Linked DNA regions of Homo sapiens: all the other regions are linked to region 2. The links are chromatin loops, found by intact Hi-C in ENCODE. Cell type or tissue: adrenal gland. All regions are shown on one strand. Region 1 has its middle 170 kb from the start of TTLL2. Region 2 overlaps AFDN (afadin, adherens junction formation factor). Region 3 holds the start of LOC105378127 (a long non-coding RNA gene).

Region 1 (8,000 bases), 400 kb before region 2:
ATGCTCCCTCCTGACTCATGACGAGACAGACCAGGCAGACAGGAGATAAAGAGCTCTCTCCTCCTGTCCTCTGGACGCCCTTGGCTTCCAAAGCCGTGCTTTATAGATACACGCTTTATGTTGGCTGAAGTCAGCAGTTCGTCTTCTTTACAAAAGAATATTTGTCTTTGCCTCTTCTCTCTTCATTCTTCCTCCTTATCCCTGGCACTTGCCAAGCGGGTGCCAGCGTTTGCCGCCTCTCTCTGAGACCAGCCCTCCTTGGGCGGCTGCCTCCCCTTGCCCCATCTCAAACAAAGACACAGCAGCCGAGAAGACAGCCGGGCGGGTGGAGTGGGAAGAAAGCAAGTTTCGTTGGTTTTTCCAGGATTAACTCAGGGCTGGCTGGGTTGAGTAACTGAGGCCAGGTCATGGGTAGATCTGGCCGAGGGACTTCCGAGGTTTTGTTCCTGGGTGTGTCTCTCAGGCAGTGGGAGGATGGTGGCGCCGTCACCAAGCCTTGCAGCAGGAAGAGGAAGCCCCCACGAGGGAGGATAATGGGGAATTAAAGTCCCTAGATCCGCCTGGGAGGCTTGGGGACCTTGCCTGATGGGAAAACTTTGGTGTAATTTTTTAAAAAACAGAAAACAGGATTTTGTTTTTTCTTGCTCTTTTTAAATGAAAACATCAGTGTTTTTCATCAGGAGCACAACGGGCGTTTTCGGCAGGACAGGTCATCTGCAGACCCTGTGCTTGTACTGCAGGAAGCCTGGTCTCGCTGGGGCCTCTCAGGTGCCGGCAGCACCAGACTATTGCAAAAACTGAGGCACCCCAGTAGATGTTACTAAATGTGCCTAAAGGGAGCAGACTGCCCGCCCCTGAAAACCTGAACTCGGGTTATTTAAAAGGCTTTTTATTCACTGTTTGTAAAAACATAATGTCCTCTAGAAAGCCTGTTTTTCTGATAAGGCATGAAGAGGGAGGATATTAATTCGCATATTGATTGACTACAGCATTGAGGTGTCCCTTCTCCCCCCGGGGGATCGGCTTGCTGGGACAGCTCTGGGAGTCCCCGAGTAGTCACCTTTGGATACCATGTTGGCAGAATCTCAGGTCAGGATGGAGGAGCCTCTGATAGGCATTGAGTGGCCTTTAAATGACCCCATGCTGCTTCAAAGCCCACAGGACTAGTGTTTGCTTTTTGAAAAAATGACTTTCCTACATGTTCTCAGTAAAGAATAGAATCCACACACACTCCCATGCGCACACACTCCCATGCACACACACTCCCATGCACACACTCCCATGCACGCACTCCCATGCACACACACTCCCATGCACACACTCCATGCACACAGTCCCATGCACACACTCCATGCACACAGTCCCATGCACACACACTCCATGCACACAGTCCCATGCACACACACTCCATGCACAAAGTCCCATGCATGCACTCCCATGCACACACACTCCATGCACACACACTCCATGCACACAGTCCCATGCACACACATTCCCATGCACACAGTCCCATGCACGCACTCCCATGCACACACACTCCATGCACACACTCCCATGCACACACACTCCCATGCACACACACTCCATGCACACACTCACATGCACACACACTCCATGCACACAGTCCCATGCACACACTCCCACGCACACACACTCCCATGCACACACACTCCTATGCACACAGTCCCATGCACACACTCCCATGCACACACAGTCCCATGCACACACACTCACATGCACACAGTCCCATGCACACACAGTCCCATGCACACACTCCCATGCACACACTCTCATGCACACAAACATCCATGCACACAAACATCCTCGCACACACCCTCCCATGCACACACATTTTAGAAACGTGACCAGTTCCTTAGGGTGCTCTCCTTTAAAAGGGCAACAGGAAGGCTGGGGGTCAGTTGTGCAGCCTATACTTACCCTCTTCTGTGACCAAGAGCTCGGGGGTCCCCAGCTAACCTCCCCTACTGCTTTAGATATATGCATTTTTACTCATCTTTGATATTTTGGAAAAGACAACATGTTCCATGCAAGTCCCTTTGAATGCTGCCCCTGCAAGCCAGCTCAGAGGGAACACGCCCCTCCACACCCCCCGCACTAGGCCTTGGGTGCGGCCCGTCCGCCTCTCACAGAGCAGATGGCTGTGGCTCCCTCCAAGGCAGAGGTCACCCCGCCTGACCAGAACCGCTTGTGTTCTCTGGAGTGAATGGGACATGAGCGTAACAGGGGCGGGGAAGGCGGGAGAAGGGTTGAGGGGAATGTGTGGGATCTGCCTCCATCGAGCTGCAGGCGCGGGTCTGAGCCCTGATAGCAAGTGTGAGGGCTGGTGCTGACGCAGGGCTCCCCCGAGACCCAGTCGGGTGTGGAGCTGCCTGGGAGGAGGCCTGAGGGGGTGGGGGAGGCTAAGAACAGGAGAAGAAGCAGCTTTTTCTCATGATGGAGCGGGAGCTAAGAACAGGAGAAGCAGCTTTTCACATGGTGGAGTGGCGGGGCGAAGAACAGAAGAAGCGGCTTTTTCACATGATGGGGGGAGCTAAGAACAGTAGAAGCAGCTTTTCACATGATGGAGTAGGGGTGGCGAAGAACAGAAGCAGCAGCTTTTTCACGTGATGGGCCGCGGTGCTGGATTTTGTGCCAACCTGACTGGGCTGCGGGTGAAACATTATCCCGGGTGTGTCCAGAGGGTGTTTTGGGCGAGATCAGCATTTGACTCGCTGCACTAAGTAAAGTGGGTGTCCTCCCTGATGTGTGTGTGTGTGAGGGCTCATCCAGCAGCAGAAACCTCAACAGAACACGCACCAGGAACCCCCTGACCCCCGGAGGAGAGGGGAGTTCTTCCTGCCTCATAGCCTTCGAAGTGGGACCTCGGCTTTTTTCCTGCTTTTGAACTCGAGCAGAATCTTAAGTTCTTCTGGATCTCAAGCTGCTCCTCCAGACTGAAGGACCCCCGCGCCTCTTCGGGTCACCAGCTGAACCTCACGCAACAGATCCTGCGACGCACCAGCTACGGGGATAGTGGAAGCCGTTCCTCCCAATCAGTGTGTATCTGCCTCTCCCAGTGGTTCTGTCGCTCTGGAGAACCCTGACCAGTACAGCAGTGAGGTCCCATCATGCAGTTTCATGGGAAACAGAGGTGACTGGGCCGGAATGTGTCACACACACACACTCACACACACACATACATACACACACGCATACACACTTACATACACATACACACGCACACAGAGAGACACACATACACATATACACACTCACACACACAAACACGCTTATACCCAGATTTACACACTCACACGCGTACACTTACACACATTTATACACACATACACACATGCTTATACGTACACACTTACACACAAACACTATACACACATACACACACTTATACATATACACACATACGTTTATACACACACATATACATACACACACGATACACACATACACATACACACTCACACAGAGACACGCATACACATGTACACACACACAGTTATACAGAGATTTACACACACAAATACACCTACACACATGCTTATACACACACACTTATACACAAACACATTTATACACACATACACACACTGATACATACACACACACACACATACACTTATACACACACACACACACATCTGGGTCCACCAGGAAGAGTTGAGAAATTCTTCAAGGGTGCTAAGAAGCTGATGGGGACCGTGGCATTAGCTTGGAACACTTGTCATTTGGACCCAAAGTCACATCCACTGCTGAGCCCGAGGCTGCAGGAACAGTGGACCTGGGTGAGCAGAAGGCGAGGCGGAGTCCAGATCTTTCCCAGGAAAACATCACCTGGCGTTGGAAATGAAACGCAGCCCTTCAGCGGGCTCACCTACAATCAGGCACTCCAGCATTAGCTGTTTAGAGCCAGGCTACCATTTCCTGGATTCTCTTCTGTTTTCCATACCCGGAGCTTTCTTAGTTTTTTCTCTGGGTTTCATGAATTCATCAGTGGCCAGGCATTGTTTTATCAGATGTGCCAAACGCTGATAAGGACACAGTTCGCCCTTTCTATTTGCATTTGAATTCTTTCTCTGGTCTGACTTCTTGAGCCAGCAGGATTTATTTCTGCCCTGGCATCTGGTGAGCCGCCTCCCGGCGGCTGCTGCCTTCCTGGGTACATTTCAGTCTCCAGGCTTTTCTAGCCACAGGGACCCTGGGGACATCTCCAAGGCAAGTCCTAATATAGCTCATTTCATCCCTCTGTCAATGTCCTCCACGCCTTGAATAATTATCATATGAAAACCTTTGAGAGCAGAGCACCCCTGATTCTGATTTTCCCCAGCTAGATAGATTCCCACGCCGTCTGTCTTTGAGCCAGCTCTGGGCCAGGGAGCCAGGCAGAATTTGCAGAGAGGTTCTCAGTCACCCACCCTGCCCCTGAACTCAACAATGAGACCATCCAGCCGGGGCAGCTGCGTTCAGTCTCTGGCCACCTCCCATCTCCTGCCGCCACTGTCTTGCCATTGTTTATAGTGTGACACTCTCCACAATGAATCTAATCCATAGAAAACAGCACCCAGCTACATACAGAATTTTACAAATAAATCTACAGATGCCCCTACCATGACATGAAGGAAAAATAAAATGAAAATAACTAATGAAAAAAATCCTGTGTTTATGTGTTTAGTATGTAAATTCTCAAGCATGATTACCCTAGAGGAAAGGGCTCTAATTTTATCCGAAACCCCTGAGTGAAGATGTGTTTCAGAATTCCTGTTTCCAAGGACTTTTTCATGGAAATGGCCTCCTTACATTGCACATTCGATCAACTCTGTTAGGACCTGGAGCAGCATCTTCTAATCAAACACATTAATGGTTCCCAAGCACAATGTGTAATCACACAGAGCAGGATTTTAGAAATTGGCTATTAATAGCCTCACACGAGTATAGCACAGACTCCCCTTGGGTTGGGCATGCAGCCCCCGGCCCTGGGACCTGGCCCCAAGCCCCCGACCACCACCTCATGGAAGCACGTGCTCTGACCTGCCGTGCCTCGGAGTGACAGGGCTGGCCCACACAGCAGTGCCACCTGGGTGGAGTAGCACCTGGAGCCCCACCTAAGCCCACATAGGCCCTGTTCCCATTTCTCTTCTGGGTGGCCCCTCCGACCCTGTAGTCCATGTATGGGGCTGACCAACTCTGGGACTTGCCCCTGGGGGTTGTTCTGGGGCCAATGGCCGAGCCCTGTTCCAGGCTGACAGCCTGGCCCAGGATGGCTCCCACTGGTAGGCACAGCATGTCTCCTACACAATCGTGTGAGACTGGGCTGCCAGAATGGGGCTGACGTGCTGGTTGTAGGTGATTCAAATAGTTTAAATAATCAGGGCTCTTCAGAAGAGGCTTTGCCTGGGGCCTTGCACACCCCAGTCGTGTCCTGTTGTTTCAGGTCAGATTTTGCCACTAAATGGATGAAGAAAAGCACTTTGGGTTTTCAAGGCTGTTTAGAATTCTGAGCTACAGGTAAGGAATTATAGATCAATAGACACAAGCTTTTATTTGTGTACACCATCTTGTAAGTGTGAGAATTACAAGTGTGAGAGTACAGGGTACCGGCACCTGAGGACTGCAGGGCCATTGACATCAGCGGCGTGAGTACAGGGTACCGGCACCTGAGGACTGCAGGGCCATTGACATCAGCGGCGTGATTTCCCAAGATGGTAAATAATTCCCAGAAAATCCTCAAACAAAACAAAGTTCAATCTTTATTCTAGTTACATTCTCGGAACATTCAGTGTACGCTAAAGCCATGCAAAAAATTCTTGATGTTTACATACAAAATGGAGTCAGGTTCCAGTGCAAAGAATTACAAGCCAACTTCTAGCTCCCTAGGGACCCGGTGAGACATCTGGAAGGTATGAAGGATATAAGTCAGAGCCAGCTTGATATGATTTATCTGTGTCCCCACCCAAATCTCATCTTGATTATAGTTCCCATAGTCCCATGTCGTGGGGGGAGCCTGGTGGGAAGGAATTGAATCATGGGGGTGGTTTCCCCCATGCTGCTGTTGTCGTGATAGTGAGTGAGTTCTCACGACATCTGGTGGTTTTATAAGAGGCTTTTTCCCCTTTGCTCGGCACTTCTCCTTCCTGCCATCATGTGAAGAAGGACGAGTTTGCTTCCCCTTCCGCCATGATTGTCAGTTTGCTGAGCCCTCCCCAGCCATGCTGAACTGTGAGTCAATTAAACCTCTTTCCTGTAAAAATTACCCAGTTTCAGGCAGTCCTTTATAGCAGTGTGGAATAGACTAATACACAGCTCTTCTCTATTAGGAGATGTCCCCACTCTGTGGGACAAGCACCCCAGCCTCCATCCACTAAATGATGAATGTGCCCCCCAATCATCTCCGCAGCCTGGCACAGCCGCACAAATTCCCACCCAGCTCCTTATGGTGGTTCTGCCCCTTCCCCCTCCTCACCTGCACGGCAGAGCCCCTCACAAGATCCTCCCACGACGGCTGGGCTGGAGACCAGTGACCAAATACCAAGCACCCGTGCACTGGCCCTGTTAGGAGTTAAACTGTGTCTCCCTAAAAAGGCATGTTGGAGTCCTAAGTTACCCCAGAATGTGACTGTGTGTGAAAACCTGGCCTTAATGAGGAAATCAAGTTAAAAATGAGGTCATTCAGGCAGGCCCTAATCTAATACCATCAAAGGCCTCATGAGAAGGGGGAGTTTGGACGCAGAGACAGGTGCAGAGGGAAGGTGACGTGAAAGGGGCCAGGGAGAAGCCACAGCCCAGTGGGGAGCCTGGAGCAGACCCTGCCTCCAAGCCTCTGAGGGGGCCAGCCCTCCGCTCTTGGATTTGGGACCAAGAGAGAGAATTCCTTTTGTTAGATCAGCCTGCGGCTCTCTGTTAAGCATCCTGGGGACACCCCTGCAGCCCATCCACCCTCCCCACTGACCTCCCCTCCCAGCACTCTCCTGGCCCTCCCACCTCTGGCTGCAGGTGCTGTGCACATTCACTGTTCTCTCCGAAGCTCCTGCTGAGGAGACAGGGCAGCACCAGGCCCCCCGTCTGTTCCTGGTCCAAGAGAAGAGCTTGCACCCGGCCAGCAGGTCCTGGGCAGGGCGCTCCCAGGAACACGCGAACGAGCACCTCACAGAAGCAACAAGTGAGATCCAATGCTAAGACTTCTTTGTTAATAATAATAATAATAATACTTTTATAGAAAATGTGTAAGTTAAAAAAATAGGTAAACATTTATAAAGATGATTTTATTCCATTATCTGTCACTAAGAAATAATGTGTCATAATGGTGATCCTTGGACTATCGTCTCCTGCACAAAGTATCAGAGTCCAAGCTGCCCACGTTGCATACACATTGACCAGTCAATCACCAGTCTGCACTTTATCCTTTTCATGGTCGCTGTGTACGGCCTTCCAATTTCAGCAGGTATCTGGGATATTATTTGTATAATATAATGAGCCAAATTCTGAGCGTTCTTTGTGCACTTATTTCATCTAAGCTTCAGTCCACATTCCCACTGCAGCCGCCCTTTCCTGCAGGCATCTATCTGTCTGTGTTGAGCCTTCCTGGCACAGGGAAGGGCAGTGCTGTCTTAGGTTGGCTTCCTCCTTCCGGGTTCTGCAAGCCTCAGCTGTCACAGCCATTGCCAAACTGGACCCTGGATTACCTAGGGAGTGGTTATCATTTCCCACAGCAGAGGAGGAGACAAACCCCAGTCACAGCAGGTGACACAGGCCACAGAGGCCTCCAGCTGCCATAGGTGGGACAAAACCTTCTCACTTCTGAGTGTCACCCAGACCTGTAATCATATGTGCTCCCAAAGATATTACCAGACATCCTGGCTTTCCTATTTCCTGCTTTACACCCCATTCCCCCAGAGTGAAGCAAACTCACTCCTCTGCTGATATGACGGCGGCTCTTTACTGCACACTGACAGGCAGTGGGAAGGGGTGCTCCTGATTCTTCAGATTAT
Region 2 (8,000 bases):
ACCACTGCTGAGAGATTTTAGCAGTCTCAAACTCTGTGCACGCTCATACTCCAAACTGTTTAACGTGTGAAACTCTCAAAGCTTACGTTCCTAATTGCAGTGACTAGAGATTTTAACAGGTAATGGAATCAGCGGGTTTGAAAGTTATAAGGCACTCATAAAGCAGATCTTGGCGACTCTTACTGGTTTGGCCTTTTCCTAAGCTTTGGTGGGTGGTGTGCTTGCCACACTAGACTGACTGCCATGGCTATGGTGCAGGTGCTAAGCTCTGCAGTTACATCATCATTCATGGGTTCTGGAAGGCACATTTTCTCATATGTCAACTCTGAAATCAGAATACCTCATTTTTAGTTAAGGTAATGAAGTGACATTGTCCTCATCTGGGATACAGTAGGTGAAGAGTGAGAAAACATGTCTAGGTGTATTGGGACTAGAGGGCTTCGGCAGAGCAGCTTCCTCCTCCTCCTCACCCCTTCCCTGTCATGGAAACACATGCTCATATAAATTAAACATTCCAACAGTTCATAAAGGTATAAAATGACAAAAAAAAAAAAGCCAAAAAACCCAGTCTTCCTTTTACTCCAGTTCTACTCCAGGGAGCTAACCACTTTTAACAGTAATTCTTGATCAGTAATGGACAGCAGAATTACTTGGGGTGATTTTTCAGAGGACACATGCTTAGGCCTCATCCCCAAGGATTTTCATCCAGGTCTGGGGAGCGCTATGAGAACTGCACATTTAAAAACCTCCGTCAGTGATTTAGCTGTGCCCTCAACCTGTATTGTGTTGTGTGCCATAAGGGCAGCAAGAATACTGCAGGAAAGATCTGGTCCGAAGGGAAGGCCTGTGTGTCTTTGATGAGCTTCATATTGCTACTACAGTTGCTCCTCAGAATCATTAACAAACGTCCAGGGCAGTGCGGTAGAGAAGCCTTTTTCAATGTAATAAGAATGTGGTGGAATTAATGCTAGTGTTAGCACTTTGTGTTAATCAGAAACTGATACGTTTATTTCTTATTTTGAATTTTCTGTATCCAGTTTGTTAAATTGTGTTACATAAGTTTGGAGAATTTTTTGAAAAGAAATCCTGAGAAATGAGAACTGTAGTGCCTGAGATAACCTTTTGTTTGTTGGAAATAACATGACAGTAATATTAGACTTTGCAAATAGAGCTGTCTTCCTTCTCTTCTCACAGATGGTTCTGACTCTAGAGATAAGCCAAAGCTTTACCGCCTTCAGTTAAGTGTTACTGAAGTTGGGACAGAAAAGTTGGATGACAACTCTATCCAGGTACGTAGTCTGAGCTTCCTGCTGCAACTCTGACATTCCAGGAGGCATAACGTATTGTACAGAGCCTGCCACATGGTAATGAAAGAAGGAATTATAATTACCGACTTGTATTTAAATATAAATAATTTATCTACTCTGGGTCACTTTTCTCTGCTTTAGTGTGGAAACAGCAGAATGTGAGTTTATGTTCAAGTTCCACCTCTAGAAATTTGGGCTGGTGATGACATTGCTCTGAAACTGCTTCCTTTTCTCTAAAAGATGGTGATGATACTTTTATAGGTCTATTTCAGGATTACAGGATATAACCTATGCAGAAGTGCTTATCACTGGAGGTCTGACCACATAGCATTAGGCATTCGGTAAATTCTAATTAAATTTAGCTTAATATGGTTCTCAAGTACTTAAAACAGAGCTTAACACATTATTTGAATAAATGAAGTCAGAATTTGTCACTTCTTTGAAGTTGAATTCAGGCGAATCACCCTTGCTCTGTACTTAGTTCTCAATTTGTAAGATGATGGGTTCAGATTGTTAATATCATTTTCAATTCTACCATTTCTTCTTTCTTAGCACAACACTAAAAATAATAATAGGAATCTTTAATGCTAATGATCTGTTTAGATTTGTCCATTAACCATCTAACAAATATTGGTTAAGATGACTGTATGCCTTTTTTTTTTTTTTTTTTTTTTTTTGAGACAGTCTTACTCTGTCAGCAGGCTGGAGTGCTGTGGCACGATCTCGGCTCTCTGTAACCTCCAACTCCCTGGTTCAAGCAATTCTCCTGCCTCAGCCTCCTGAGTAGCTGGGGTTACAGGCACGCGCCACCACGCCTGCTAATTTTTGTATTTTTCGTAGAGACGGAGTTTCACCATGTTGGCCAGGATAGTCTCGATCTCCTGACCTCATGATCCGCCCATCTCGGCCTCCCAAAGTGCTGGGATTACAGGCGTGAGCCACCGCGCCTGGCCAACTGTATGCTTTTTAATGCAAAGTTACAGTATGCCTTAAGTCACTGGGTACTAAAAATAAAAGGTCTGATTGGTTTGACTTTTTTTTGACAGTTTAATTATTTTTATACGATTGAGGGAAATCCACTTTAAAAGGCACTAAAAATCCAGAGCTTATTAGGTTATATTTGTCATAAAAGGGGTACTCACGGTTTTAACATTCTGTGTTTAAATGCTGTGAACTTCATGATGGGAGTTTCTTTGGTTTCCTTCGGTTTCCAGTTGTTTGGCCCAGGAATTCAGCCCCATCACTGTGACCTTACCAACATGGATGGAGTGGTCACTGTGACGCCCAGAAGTATGGACGCAGAAACCTACGTGGAAGGCCAGCGCATCTCAGAAACCACCATGCTGCAGAGTGGCATGAAAGTGCAGTTTGGGGCGTCCCATGTATTTAAGTTTGTGGACCCCAGTCAGGATCATGCTCTTGCAAAAAGATCTGTGGATGGAGGCCTGATGGTTAAGGGCCCAAGACATAAACCTGGGTAAATAGATTAACCCTAAGATTTAAAATGTTTTGATTATACTTAAAGTAGTTCAGATTATTCATAGATATCTTGGCTTTTTATTTTTGTTTCAATTTTTAAAAAAATATCAAAGTGAAGTTTGTGATTTTGGTTCCTATTGTTAACTTGGGTTGGTTTTAGAGGAAAGAAGAAAGGTCTTGACTTTGTCTTAAAATTGGAATTTCTCACTGGTTTTAAATTGTTTATATTTAAACTTTGTTTTTTAGCCAGTATACTAAAACAGTACCTTTTCTTTTGTGAAAAAAACATGGTGTTCTTTGTAATTATTCAGTGTAACTAAGATTATAAAATTTTTTGAAGTATTCTTTTCTGTGACTGATAATGAAACACATTAAGATCTCTTAAGGAATTCAGAATATTTTAGCTCCACCTAGTGCTTTTCTGAAGACTTGCATTGTGGGCTTAGTAAGGGAAAACAGAAAGCCTTTCTTAATGACTATCTAGTAAAATTTTTTTGTAGGTAGGGAATATGACTTCTCCTTTGGTTTTACTTTTTAAAACATCCTGTTAAGCCACTTCATTGTCTATTTTTCATGCTGCTTAAAACAACTGAAAACTCCCCTAGATTGTAGGCTTTCTTCCTGAAGCACAGACATGAACCCGCGTGGTCTTCCCTGCTTGGCCTTTCCCATTGTTTTGTTCTACGGCATGCCTTTGATTAGCCACCCAGACCTTACACATTGGGCCACATATGACTATTTAGAATTAATGTCTTTCTCCAAGATGAATACTTGGTGGGTTATCACATATATTTATTTGTAAAGTTCACAGCTGTTTAAGATCCATCCCCAGCTGCTCACCTCACCTTGCACCCCAAGTGTCAGCAAATGACCATACCTGTGGCATCCAAGGAAACCAGCATGTGCTTTTCCTCCCTGCTTCCCAAGAAAATCCATTTCTTTCTAACACTTTCATCTTTAAACTAGTGTATTTAAACACCATCCTTCCATTCTTCACAGCTTTTAACTGTTTCTTTCTGAAGGTGATGTTTTTCATTGATCAGCCGTGTCCCTATTTCCTGTCCCTTGTCATTAGCTTTACATGGGCTCTTCCCTTCAGTAGCGAGTCATGATTTCATGCTTAGATGTTCATTTCAATCATCAGCTTTTCTTCAGCCCTGTTTCTTCCCTTCAGCATCAAAAATCTTGATCTGGTATATCCTGACTCCCTGTTTATTTTTTAGGCTCACTGAGGTTTGTCCAAAGAGATTATGTATTGTCTGAAACAGTTTCTTCCGCTGTGTGTTACATGTGGTCTCTCAATAGTACCTGTAGTTATTGCCCTTATATACAAATGCCCTTTATTCTTGAGTTGTAATATATTTCTTGTGACATGTGTTACTCCTAGTGTTACTGTCCATCTCTGTTCTCTGTATAAACACAATTCTAGTAGCAGCCTGTGTCCCACACCTAGTCTGCCCTTCGGTTTTGCTTGTAATGTTTTTATATGTGTGAGACAATCTCCTACTGTATTTTTGCCATGTGGATCCTGCTTTGGAAGCCTGCAGATGTCTCTTCCTACCATATTTCTGGCCAGCAGCAGAGATCATTGAAGAACATGGCTTAGGTTTCAATGAGGAGAATGTGCTGTGAAATTTTGTTACTATTGTTAGGTATTTTTCTGGCAAATCTGGTAAAAGCTGCTTGGCGGCTGAACATACCATCCATAAATTAGAAAGGACTCTTGTTTTTTTAGGAACATTAATTTTGCTCTAGTGTCAAACGATTGTGACAGATTCTGGCTAGATAACTCACATACCCTCCAATGCAGATTTCATAGTGTGTCTTCAAATCCTACTGATGGTTATAAACGAGTGGCAAAGTTTGATATTGATAGTTTGGGAATTTTAGGGCCTCCCGGTGATACACTGACTCATTAACTGATTTGTTAATCTAGTTTACAATTATCAAGTACCCAGGGCATGAGCTACTATTCTCTGAATGCTGGGAGGAGCGACCCATGATTGTTACAGTCAAAGGCCATAGTTTGATAATTTCAAAGTCATATTATAAAGTCACTTTGGTTGGTCTTGTCCACATATCCAGCCTGCAGTAAAAATGAGCCATGTTAAAACTTGAAAGAGGTAGCTTTGGTGGGAAAAGTTAAAGAATTTTGCATGGTGGAAATTTGTTGTTCTAGGATGATAATTGTAAGTGGAATCAAGAAGGCTTTGATTCTACTCACATACTACCCACAAGAGGAAGTTAGGGGTGGACACTGCTGTGTGCAGCTTTGGTAGGTGGCAGAGAAGCTGGCCTGCTGTCATTGTTACTCCTGTTGTCAGAGCCGATAGCTGGACTGAATCTCCCACTCAAACTGATGGGAGCCAGCAGGGCATTTCCATGTTTTTGTGAATATCTTGGTGATAGATTATGAGTATTTAATTTCAGAATATTGGTAATATATTGCAGAAAGTTGTGTGCAGAAAATTGACAATTATTTGGCCTTTAGTAAAAACTTTTACTCTTTCAAAAGTTACTATTTTAAAGCATGGTATTATTTTGCATTACAAAATGGTTTTATTTTCTTAGTGGTGAGATAGAGGAGAAATTTGTACCTGCTCTTCTAATCTGAAAAGTTGTTTTCAACTTTTACATTACTTCCTTGTTTCTTTCTATTGGTTGAGTGTAAATAAAAGTTTCCCATTACCATGCTGCTTTGAAATTAGACCATATATTAATATTTTTCAAGTATTATAACGGGACATTTCATTCTTTTTAAATTATGTTTTGCAGAAATCCAGGAAATTTAAATACTAATTCATCCTTGTTGGTTTCCAGGTGTTTTTAGGGCTTTTTTTTGTGGAGGTGGGGAGGGCACTCTCCAATGAGCTGGGACCAGTGAGTTGCATTCACCCTTCATTTGTGCTGAAGAATGTAGTCGGTCCCAGCTTGTTAGACTCTTCAATCTTCATAATGAGATTTTGCTTATGAGTTAGGTTTTCAAAGTGACATATTTAGAAATTTTGATATTTTGAGATATTTGAAGAATCAGTTTAAACTAGGATAATTTTTGATTTGCATGCTAACATTATCAAAAATGTCCCACTTTTTAATTTGTAGCCTAAGTAGTGATACTCATGTGCTTTACAAAAATAATCAGATTGACTTTCAAATAGGAGAGAAGCTCACCGCTGTTCCTCATGTGTCACTTTCCCTGTGTCCATAAATAGGGCCGCCGGCACTTCAACCTTGTACACCTCATTTATATGCCATTTGCTGCCTGGATAGACTTACATAATGAAATAACCTGGTTTTTTATGTTCCGTTTCTTGTATAGTTAAAAAAAAAAATATGATCGGGCCGGGCGTGGTGGCTCATGCCTGTAATCCCCAGCACTTTGGGAGGCTGAGGTGGGCGGATCACCTGAGGTCAGGAGTTCGAGACCAGCCTGGCCAACATGGTGAAACCCCATCTCTACAAAAAATACAATAATTAGCCGGGCATGGTGGCCCTTGTCTGTAATACCAGTTATTTGGGAGGCTGAGGCAGGAGTATCACTTGAACTGAGGAGGCAGAGGTTGCAGTGAGCCGAAATTGTGCTACTGTACTCCAGCCTGGGCAACAGAGTGAGACTTCATCTCAAAAAAAAAAAAAAAAAAAAGATACTGGGAATATTGAGTATATACCAGTAAAGAAAGTTCATAAGGTGGTTTTTTAATTCTGTAAGTTCGTGTGCTGAAAACAGAGCAATTTCTTAAAAATCTTTGACATTTGGTATTTTAGTTCTTCCTTGTGTATTAAGAAGAGACTATGCCTGTCATTGGAATGTTATTAAGTCAGTGTGTTTCTTGTTTTATCCCATCAGAATTGTTCAGGAGACAACTTTTGATTTGGGAGGAGATATTCATAGTGGGACAGCATTACCGACAAGCAAGGTAGGTAATTATGGATTACCTGATAGAAGTGTGCTTGCTATAGGACACCATGGATGAATACAGTAGTGGTGGGGGATGTGTTCCCCTTATTTGTGGGGGATGTGTTCCAAGACCACCAGTCAATGTCTGAAATCATAAATAGTACAGAGCCCTATGGATACTATGTTGTTTTCCTGTATATATGTACCTGTGATAAAGTTTAATTTATAAAATAAGCACACTAAGACATTAACAACAATAACTGAAGATAAAATGGAACAATATATATTATAACAATATACTCAAATAAGAGGTATGTTAATTTGGTCTCTGTCTCCTCTCTCAAAATATCTTATTGTATTGTACTCACCTGTTTTCGGACTGCAGCTTACCACAGGTAGCTGAACTGTAGAAAGAGAAACTGCAGATAAGGGGGACTCCAGTAAACTGGTAATAGGTGCACTTATAAAACATCTTTGTAAAAACAGACTTCCCAGTGGCCCCAAATGTGGGTTGTCCTAATCTGCTGTGTTGTTTGTTAGTGATACATAAAAGAAAGTTACCAGATCTTTCTTTTCTCTAAGGCCAGGTTGAAGCAGAGCCTTCATGTTTGCTAGGCTTTCTCCTGTGTAGTTAGCCTTGCTCAGTCAGAGTACCCTTAATACACTCCTTTTATTAACCCTTCAGTTTAGGTACTAAATCCCATTCATCAGTTAACTTCTCAGACACTTTGCTTCCATAATGATCCCTTATCTCTGGAATAATCAGTTCATTTCCTTTCTCATTTTCATTCTCTATTACTGGATAACAAACCACTCCAAAACTTTGTGGCTAAACAGCAACCATTTTATTTGTTTACCATTGTGCAATCTGGTTTGAGCTCACCTGGGCAGTTTGTTTGCTGGTCTTGCTGGTGGTGACTGGTGTGACCACCTTCACCTAGAAGATCAGTTGGTAGCCAGTGGCTGGAGTGCAGGGCCCACTGACCCTCTCTCTGTGCTGTCTCACATTCTCTCCATGGGACCTTTAGCCCCATTGGGGCAGCCAGAAGTCGTAGTGTTGTGGGACCTCACAAGAACCACGGAGCTTCCAGGCCTTCTTGAATGTTAGGCCCAGAACTGACACAACCCCGTTTCCTCCACCTTTCATTGGTTGAAGCAAATACAGGCCCAGTCCAGATTCAGGAGGAAGGCACTACTCAAGGTGTGATTTATTGAATGCCATGGTGCCACAAACTCCTATGATCCTGGAGTGTTCTCATCAGCATCAAAACACGTTACAGTGTCTTCTCTTTTAGAAAACTCTTTATACCCCTCCA
Region 3 (8,000 bases), 420 kb before region 2:
TGCAGAGGTGGAAGCAGGAACAGGAAAGCCATCCGACATCCACATCCCTCATCACTCCAGCCCCTCCCCGGTCATAGCGCCCCTGTTTCTGTTACTCACTGTGGGGCCTTCCTCCCCGGCTCTGCCCACAGTGCTCTGGGATTCCTACAACCTAGACGTGCTAGAGGATGTTAGGAGCCCACTTGGCCACCGCACCCCAGCCATGACCTCTCCATCCCCATCAAATTCCTTAAAACACACTTGGAGCCCGCTTGGCCACCGCACCCCAGCCACAGCCTCTCCATCCCAATTCAAATTCCCTAGAACAGTAGTCCCCAATCTTTTTGGCGCTAGGGACCAGTTTCACGGAAGAAAATTTTTCCATGAACAGTGGGAGTCGGAAGGTGGTTTCAGTTTGATTCAAACGCATTACATTTGTTGTGTACTTTATTTCTATTATGACACTGTAATATATAATGAAATAATTATACAACTCACCATAATGTCAAATCAGTGGGAGGCCTGAGCTTGTTTCCTGGCAACTAGAGGGTCCTGTCTGGGGGTGATGGGGACAGTGACAGATCATCAGGTATTAGAGTCTCATAAGGAGCGCGCAACCTACATCCCTCGCAGGCACTGTTCACAGTAGGGTTTGTGCTGCTATGAGAATCTAATGCTGCTGCCGATCAAACAGGAGACTGAGCTCAGGCAGTGATGCCAGTGATGGGGAGTGACTGTACATGCAGATGAAGCTTCACTGGCTCACCAGCTGCTCACCTCCTGCTGTGCAGCCTGGTCCCTAACAGGCTGCAGACCAGTACCTGAGACTGGGTAATTTATATAGAAAAGAGGTTTAGTGGCCCACAGCTCCACAGGCTGTGAGGGAAGCACAGTGCTGGTACCTTCTCAGCTTCTGGGGAAGCCTGGGGGAGCTTTTGTTCATGGCGGAAGGTGAAGCAGGAGCAGGGGTAGCATAAGAGCAGGAGCAAGGGTGGGTGTATTGGTCCATTTTCACACAGCTGATAAAGACATACCCAAGACTGCACAATTTACACAAGAAAGAGGTTTAATGAACTTACGGTTCCACATGGCTGGGAGGCCTCACAATCATGGCGGAAAGTGAAAGGCACATCTTACCTGGTGGCAGACAAGAGAGCTTATGCAGGCAAACTCCCCTTTATAAACCCATCAGGTCTCATGAGACTTACTCACTATCATGAGAACAGCACAGAAAAGACCTGCCCAGTGATTCAATTACCTCCCCCTGGGTCTCTCTCACAACTGGTGGGAATTCAAGATGAGATTTGGGTGAGGAAATAGGCAAACCATATCAGTGGGGGAGATGTCATACACTTTAAACTATCAGGTTTCCTGACAACTCATTAACTACTAGGAGGACAGCACCAAACTATGAGGAATTTGCCCCCATGACCCAAACACCTCCCACCAGGCCCCCCTCCAATGTTGGAGAGATGACAGTTCAGCATGAGATTTGGCAGGGACAGTTACCCAAAGCACTGCAGAATCTGACTGAACCAGACTGTGTTAAGTGAGTCCCTCACACAATCAGTCAGAATGAAGTGGCTCCCGGTGCATTGAAAATAAGTCCAAATTCCTTGCAAATCCAAGGGGGAGGTGTGGCAGGTGGCTTTGTGGCAGGTAGGGACCCTGGGCCTGCAAGGAATTTGGATTTATCATCAATAAAATGGTCTTCTTTCTCTTGCTTCACCCACTGGCTCTTTGTTATGTGGACTGCATTCCTTTCTTTGCTATTTTTGTATTCTTTCTCCCCTTTTCCCCATTACTGGAAATTTCCACAGCAGAAGAGAGCCCAGCAGTGACTGAGGGGGAAGAACTAGCTGTTAGAGCTCTTCTTAGAAACTGGGTCTGGTTTGGGAAAGAGGGTGATGGTGGGGAAGGCGACAGGTGGGGCAGAGGGGAGGGAGGATGATGAGGGAGAGGCTGAATGGGTGAGTTAAGGACCTGTCCCAGGTGGCAGCTGGGCCACGGTAGAGCTGGACTCAGACACAAGCATCCCACTCTTGTTGTGTGTCCCGTTATGCACCCAGCACTGCTTAGGAGAATTGCTGTCCTTTTATTTTCACTAAGTTGAGGGTTGATTGACAGCTATTTTTGGTTCTGCTAGGAAAGGAAGCTGTCAATGAAAGCAGGAAGGTGATAGTTCCTGGGATCTGAACACAGCCACTTCTGTCTCCTGTATCCTGGGCAGGAGTGGAGTTGTGGGACCACTCGGTGTCCAGCCCTATACCCTACACAGCTGTGGGTGTTTCTGCCTCTTTTGGAATGGGCCAGTCCTGATGGTGTCAGTCTTTCAAGAAGGGTCCCGGGCTTCGGGCAAGTCAGGTCTCCGCCTTCACCAGTGACCCCAGTTCTGGCGGCTGCTGTCTCTGCACTGGGCCTTCCACCTGCTGAGAAGCACGGCTGAATCAATGTGTCTTTTCTCATCAATGATATTTAGAAGTGCGGGAAAGGCATTTAATGGATTCTGATAGATTTATTTCCTGCGTTGCTGACTCTATGTATGAGATCAGTAAAATGGGAGGACTTTGCGGTTTTTTTTCTGGGAGGTTATTTTGATTGTCTGACAAAAACGTTAAAGGAGAGAGGTGGCGTTAGTGTATTCCCTCCCCATCCCATGAGGGTTTGACCCATGAGCAGCCCCGTGCCAGGGCTGTCGTCTGCAGGTGACTTACGGCATCAGCAATGCAGGCCCCATCAGAAGGAGCCACCTCACTGCATTCCTGGTGCCCTGAGATGCCTCCAGCCACTCCTCTATTGCAGAAGGCTTTCTCCTGGGAACTTTCTTCTTGAAATGCAGATAGTTCAATGGTTCTATGGTGAGGCTGGGCCGTTTCATGACAATTTTCCCTTCACAGTGCTTTGGCTATCCCTGCAGAGTGAGGTTGAGGAGACACAGCCTCAGCCACAGCTCTGGAAGGGCAGAGCCCTTGCTCCACAGACCCGAGGCTGTGAGGATGGCCCAGGAGGGAAGGAAAGGCCCTTACCAGGGAGATGGCTGAACCAGGAAGGCAGGGGCAACAGCTCATTGCATGGAAAAGGCCACCCCTCTGGGCATGGGCACCACCACCCTCTGGGCCTGGCTGTTTCTACCTGGGCCTCTGTGCCAGCATCACAAGCATGCAGGGAGGGATGCACCTACACAGCAGCCAGTGCCCTCAGGAGGCAATTGTGGAAGGTCCAGATTGCAGGTGACCTCAGCCTGCAGCCGACTTCAGAACCCATGTCTGCTGAAGTTGGTTCCACCTCAGCCCCACAGCCTGGGAGGAGAACCCTGCCCAGAGGCAGGGCCCAGGGCTTCTCTCGGCACCAGGAGGCACTGCCCTGCCAGGGAGAGCACAGAACTCAGAGTGCAAGTATTTCCTTCATAGAAGGCTCCAATCCACTGTTCATACTGGCATTTCGAAATCAGTGTTCAGAATCCATGCATTCTTTAAAAAAAATCCTAAACCTTTCAAATGCAAAATTTATAAACAGGATAGAAATAAAAAATGTACATTTGTAAAAGTAGAAATATGAAGTATGTATTCTTTATAACTACCTATGAATAGATATTTCTTAAATGTGCTAAATGCTACACAAAAAAGGACAATAAATTATTAATGACAAATGAAAATGAAATATTGTTATGTATTTCTTAACAGTGTGATCTTAAAAATCACAGTGCATCTACAATGATATTTTTGTAACAGAAGCATATGTTCGGTCAAGTTTTCACATGTGCAGAGAAAGCTCTTCCAATATTCTCAAATCAGGCATTTATTTATCTTCATCTTTTTTTTTTTCTTTTTTGAGACAGAGTCTTGCTCTGTCACCCAGGCTGGAGTGCAGTGGCGCCGTCTCAGCTCACTGCGGCCTCTGCCTCCCAGGTTCAAGCAATTCTCCTGCCTCAGCCTCCCAAGTAGCTGGCATTACAGGTGCCCCCCACCCTGCCTGGCTAATTTTGTATTTTTAGTAGAGATGGGGCTTCACCATGTATAGATAGAGATTCTAATGTAGGATGGTGGTCATGCTGACTTTCTACTGTTCCAAAAGTATCTGGAACCATGAAATAATTATTCCTATAACAGAAGCTTTGCTTTGTCCATTATCCTCGTCTTCCTCCTCTTGAAGATTTTGAAGGTATAGAAGCTTGCTTTCTAAAAATATTTTTCTTGGTTTGATTTAAACATTTTAAAGCAGTGTTTAACATCATGGTATTACTTCACGAAACAATCAGTAGTTCAGGATTCGGGGTGATATCCTATGTATTTAGCACCTAGTCCCACATGGGCAGTGGCCAGTCAGAATGAAGGCCAGCTCACTGCCCTGGCTACCAAATACCGAGGGTCACTTAAGCACCAAAGGCCTGGCTGAAACCTGCCACTGCAGGTGGTATCACGTGCAGGGGGTATCACACTGGCAAGACACCCAGCAGTATTGAAATGCTAAAACCAGGGCCAGCATCCTCAGGATCAAATTTCCTTCACCCTGACAACTGTCAACACTTCATGGCGACCGTTTTCCTGGAAGCCTGCCTGTGCCCCTGTGACTCCCGCGGATTTGCTCAGGGGTCTGAGGAGCCTGCCCCGCTCCCTGCTCCTGTACCCCTCGGTTTGTGCCTGCATTCTGACTTTCATCACTTCACTCCGCAGCTATGCTTTTGCTGTCCATTTCTTCCTCCTCTCTTCTGCTAAGCTGTTATGCACTGAAGGTCGACAGAGTAGCGAGATTTTTATTTGAATCCTAAGTAGCTGACATAATACCTGGCACATTGAAAAATGCTCTGAAAATGTTGGTATTATGTTCCAAAAGTTCCAGGAGATTCCAGGAAGACATTTTTCAGAGATTGTGGAATAATAGGAAAGTGAAAAATGGCATTTTTACTATGTATTAAAATTTATACTTTATTGCTGTTTAAACCACCATAACTAAGATAAGGCATATATAATCCATGATATCCTGCCTTCAAAAGTAAAACAAATACTTCCATTGCTTTTGGGGGCTGGGGCTGCTTATTCTTACCCTTGCTCATTGCCTTCAGAGAACACTCGAAGAATTATTTCCATAGCTGTGGAGCTTCCAGGTTGTCAAGTAGTTCATGACTTCCAAAAGTTACATTAACGTAACAGTGGCCAAAAATCACATTTACCTATATGTGTGATTTTTTTTAATCTCTGGCATTTTTACCTTAAGCAGATGGAACTACACTTAGCTATAAAATATCAAGTGTCACTTAGACGCCAAAATGCTCAACGCACACCCCTGGGTGGCAAAAAACCCTTGCCGGAGTGATGTGGTCACGTCCCTCAGGTGAGCAGACGCCTCACCAGTGGTGGGGCCATTGGCAGCCTCTTCTCTGGAGACATCTGGCAGTTCCGGATGTAATCCCTGAAGGTTAATGTGGCAGGGCAGGTGGCTGAAGCCATCTTCTTCTTTCCTGCCCCGACTAGGGGTGAAGGGGAGAACACAGCCACTGAAGGGGACGAGGCCCTTTGATGTCTGCACCTACCAGGACTACGTTTTTCTGGAAGCTGACTCCCAGCTTAAACTGACTTTAGCAAAGAGTAGAATTTCGTATTTTCTTCTCTTTCATCCTCTTTTTTTTTTTTTTTTTTTTTTTTACAGAGTCTCACTCTGTCACCCAGGCTGGCGTCCAGTGGTGCGATCACGGCTCACTGCAGTCTCAACATCCCAGGTCCCAGCGATCCTCCCACCTTAGCCTTCAGAGCTGGGGCTACAGGTGTGCACCAACAGGTCTGGCTAATTCTGTTTACTTTTTGTAGAGACGGGATCTCACTATGTTGCCCAGGTTGGTCTTGAACGTCTGAACTCAAGGGTTCCTCCCACCTCAGCCTCCAGGATCATAGGTGTGAGCCACTGTGCCTGGCCAAGAGTGGAACTTATTATTCCCATAACTGAAGTCTGGATAGATTGGGATCCGACAGCTCTGCTGATGTCTTCGGGACTGGGTTTTATTCGCACGCATCTCTGGAGTGTGCTTTGCTGTCTTCTTGAGCAGTTCTCTCTCTGTCAGAAGCTCTGAGATGAGGGACACCGTGGCTTGCCTATGCCTTGTCCGAGTTGTGATGGTTACGGTCATTTAAGCAGCTGTGGAGCTCTGGCCTCTTGGATCCTCTGCTCCAAACACGGCAGAAGTAGCCCATGGTTTCCTGGCCACTCCAGGACCAGTCCCAGGGCAAACGCCGGTGGAATCTACTCGAGTCACGTGACCATTTCTGAGCCCAGCACTGTGACCAGGGGAATAGAATATATTCATTGGCCAGGTTTATCCTCCCCTCTCAAATTTTCCAAACCTACCCTGAAGAAAATCAGAATGACTTAATGAAAAGATGGGGAAACTGATAGATACCAGGTAAGCAAAAGCAGCACGTGTCTCATATACATGTTGGGAAGCGTCGTTAGCTGGGGTAGGGGTGTTCTGTATGCCCTTCTTCATGGATCAGTGTTAGCGCTGGTTCCCCTTAGCTTCACATAGTTACTTGCTGTATTATTGTAGGGAAGCATTAGTTTAGATTCATTTTCAAATATGAAGAATCATCTTTTAGACAATGTGATCTTTCCTTGTCTGTTTTCAGTGCTATTCAACATAATGGAATATTTCAAATAAAACCAACTAGAGTAAGTTCATTTCTCTTTCATTTTCCATTTCTCTGTATTCCTTCTCCCATTTTTTTTAATAGAGATTGGCTCTCACTCTTTCTCCCAGGCTGGAGTGCAGAAGTACAATCATAGCTCACTTCAGCCTCGAAGTGGCCTCAAGTGATCCTCCCACCTCAGCCTCCCAAGTAGTTGGGACCACAAGTGTGCACCACCACACTAGCTAATTTCTTTTCTTTTTTTTTCTTTTCTTTTCTTTTTTTTTTCTTTTTGTTTTAAGAGACGGGGTCTCACTTTGTTGCCCAGGCTGGTCTCAGACCCCTAGGCTCAAGCGATCCTCCTGACACAGCATCCCAAAGTTCTGGGATCACAGGCATGAGCCACCATGCCCAGCCCTTCCTTTTTTTGTTTGTTTGCTTCTTATTTTATCCTCTATTCCATCCTCTTTTATTAATCACCAAGTCTCTGAGTAATGCTGGTAATATTACTAGCCAGACTTGTTTTTTATTGGAACAAGACAGAGAATCAATGGTTGGATGGATGGGTGGATGGATGGATAGACAAACAGATGGATGGATGAACAGACAGATGGACAGATGGATGGACAGATGGATGGCCAGATGAGTGGATGGATGGATGGATGGATGGATGGATGGATGGACAGGTGGACAGATGGTTGGATGCACAGACAAATGGGCAGATGAATAAACACATGGATGGATGGACATATGGACAGATAGATGAACAGATAGATGAACAGACAGATGCATGGACAGATGCATGGACAGATGGATGAACAGACGGACAACTGTATGTATGTATGTATGTGTATATGTATGTATGTATGGATGGATGGATGGATGTTGAGCCATAGATTGAGATAAATGAATCCCTGTTTCAGCAGGTGAGGCGGTGTTTTGGTCCATGAGTTAATGTGCCTAACACGCCTGAATCAGTTATTCAGTCAGCCTGAAGGGTGTGGCTTGTTGCTACCATAGAGAGAGTCACAGTGGAGGGTCTGACTGGCTCATAGTTAGAAAAGGATTCTAATAAGGCCTCCTTCTGAGGCCACCTTCGAACACTTGAAGCCTGTTTTCTGAACCATATTGAGTACTTTCTTTGGTGAGAGAGAAAATTTCTTTTAAGAGCAAAGTATGATTTTATAAGCCTCTATGTATATATGCTCTTTGCCATTGTGCAATGTGACGTTTGGCAGCTGAGGCACGCTTCAGGGCAAAGGGTCTTCCATGATTCATTTTTAATGCAGGAATATAAGCTGCACCACAAACTGAATTATAATAACTTTTACTGCCTTCTTTTCCAACACAGCTTCACCAGGACAGCCTTAACCCCTAAAAGGAAACAGCAAAAGGCTAAGGCAG

The links. A loop is a pair of places that touch in the nucleus more often than their neighbours do. Peaks named below come from ENCODE experiments on the same cell type or tissue, not always from the same donor. Only the 100,000 strongest peaks of a DNase experiment are listed, where the experiment ranks them.
Region 1: a loop joins it to region 2, with 3 times the contacts of the local background. A loop is called at or near these places in 86 of 110 quality-filtered maps.
Region 3: it touches region 2 in a loop (3.0-fold over the local background); 77 of 110 quality-filtered maps call a loop at or near these places.

Annotation. Positions count from the first base shown.
Region 1 is chr6:167,491,872-167,499,871 of GRCh38, forward strand. No RefSeq gene overlaps it. Among named protein-coding and RNA genes, the nearest start is that of TTLL2, 170 kb to the left of the region's middle. RefSeq lists an enhancer at 1,002-1,909. In adrenal gland, no CTCF peak of the experiment used is centred here; no DNase peak of the experiment used is centred here; H3K27ac peaks cover 2,365 bases.
Region 2 is chr6:167,895,684-167,903,683 of GRCh38, forward strand. AFDN (afadin, adherens junction formation factor) reads left to right here. Exons shown (of 34, transcript NM_001386888.1): 10 at 1,195-1,289; 11 at 2,522-2,784; 12 at 6,634-6,703. Among named protein-coding and RNA genes, the nearest start is that of AFDN, 73 kb to the left of the region's middle. In adrenal gland, a CTCF peak has its summit at 3,202 (motif pointing left); no DNase peak of the experiment used is centred here.
Region 3 is chr6:167,471,676-167,479,675 of GRCh38, forward strand. It overlaps LOC105378127 (a long non-coding RNA gene), which reads right to left and starts at 1,115. Exons shown (of 4, transcript NR_134591.1): 1 at 1,059-1,115. RefSeq lists enhancers at 3,036-3,549, 7,658-8,000. In adrenal gland, no CTCF peak of the experiment used is centred here; no DNase peak of the experiment used is centred here.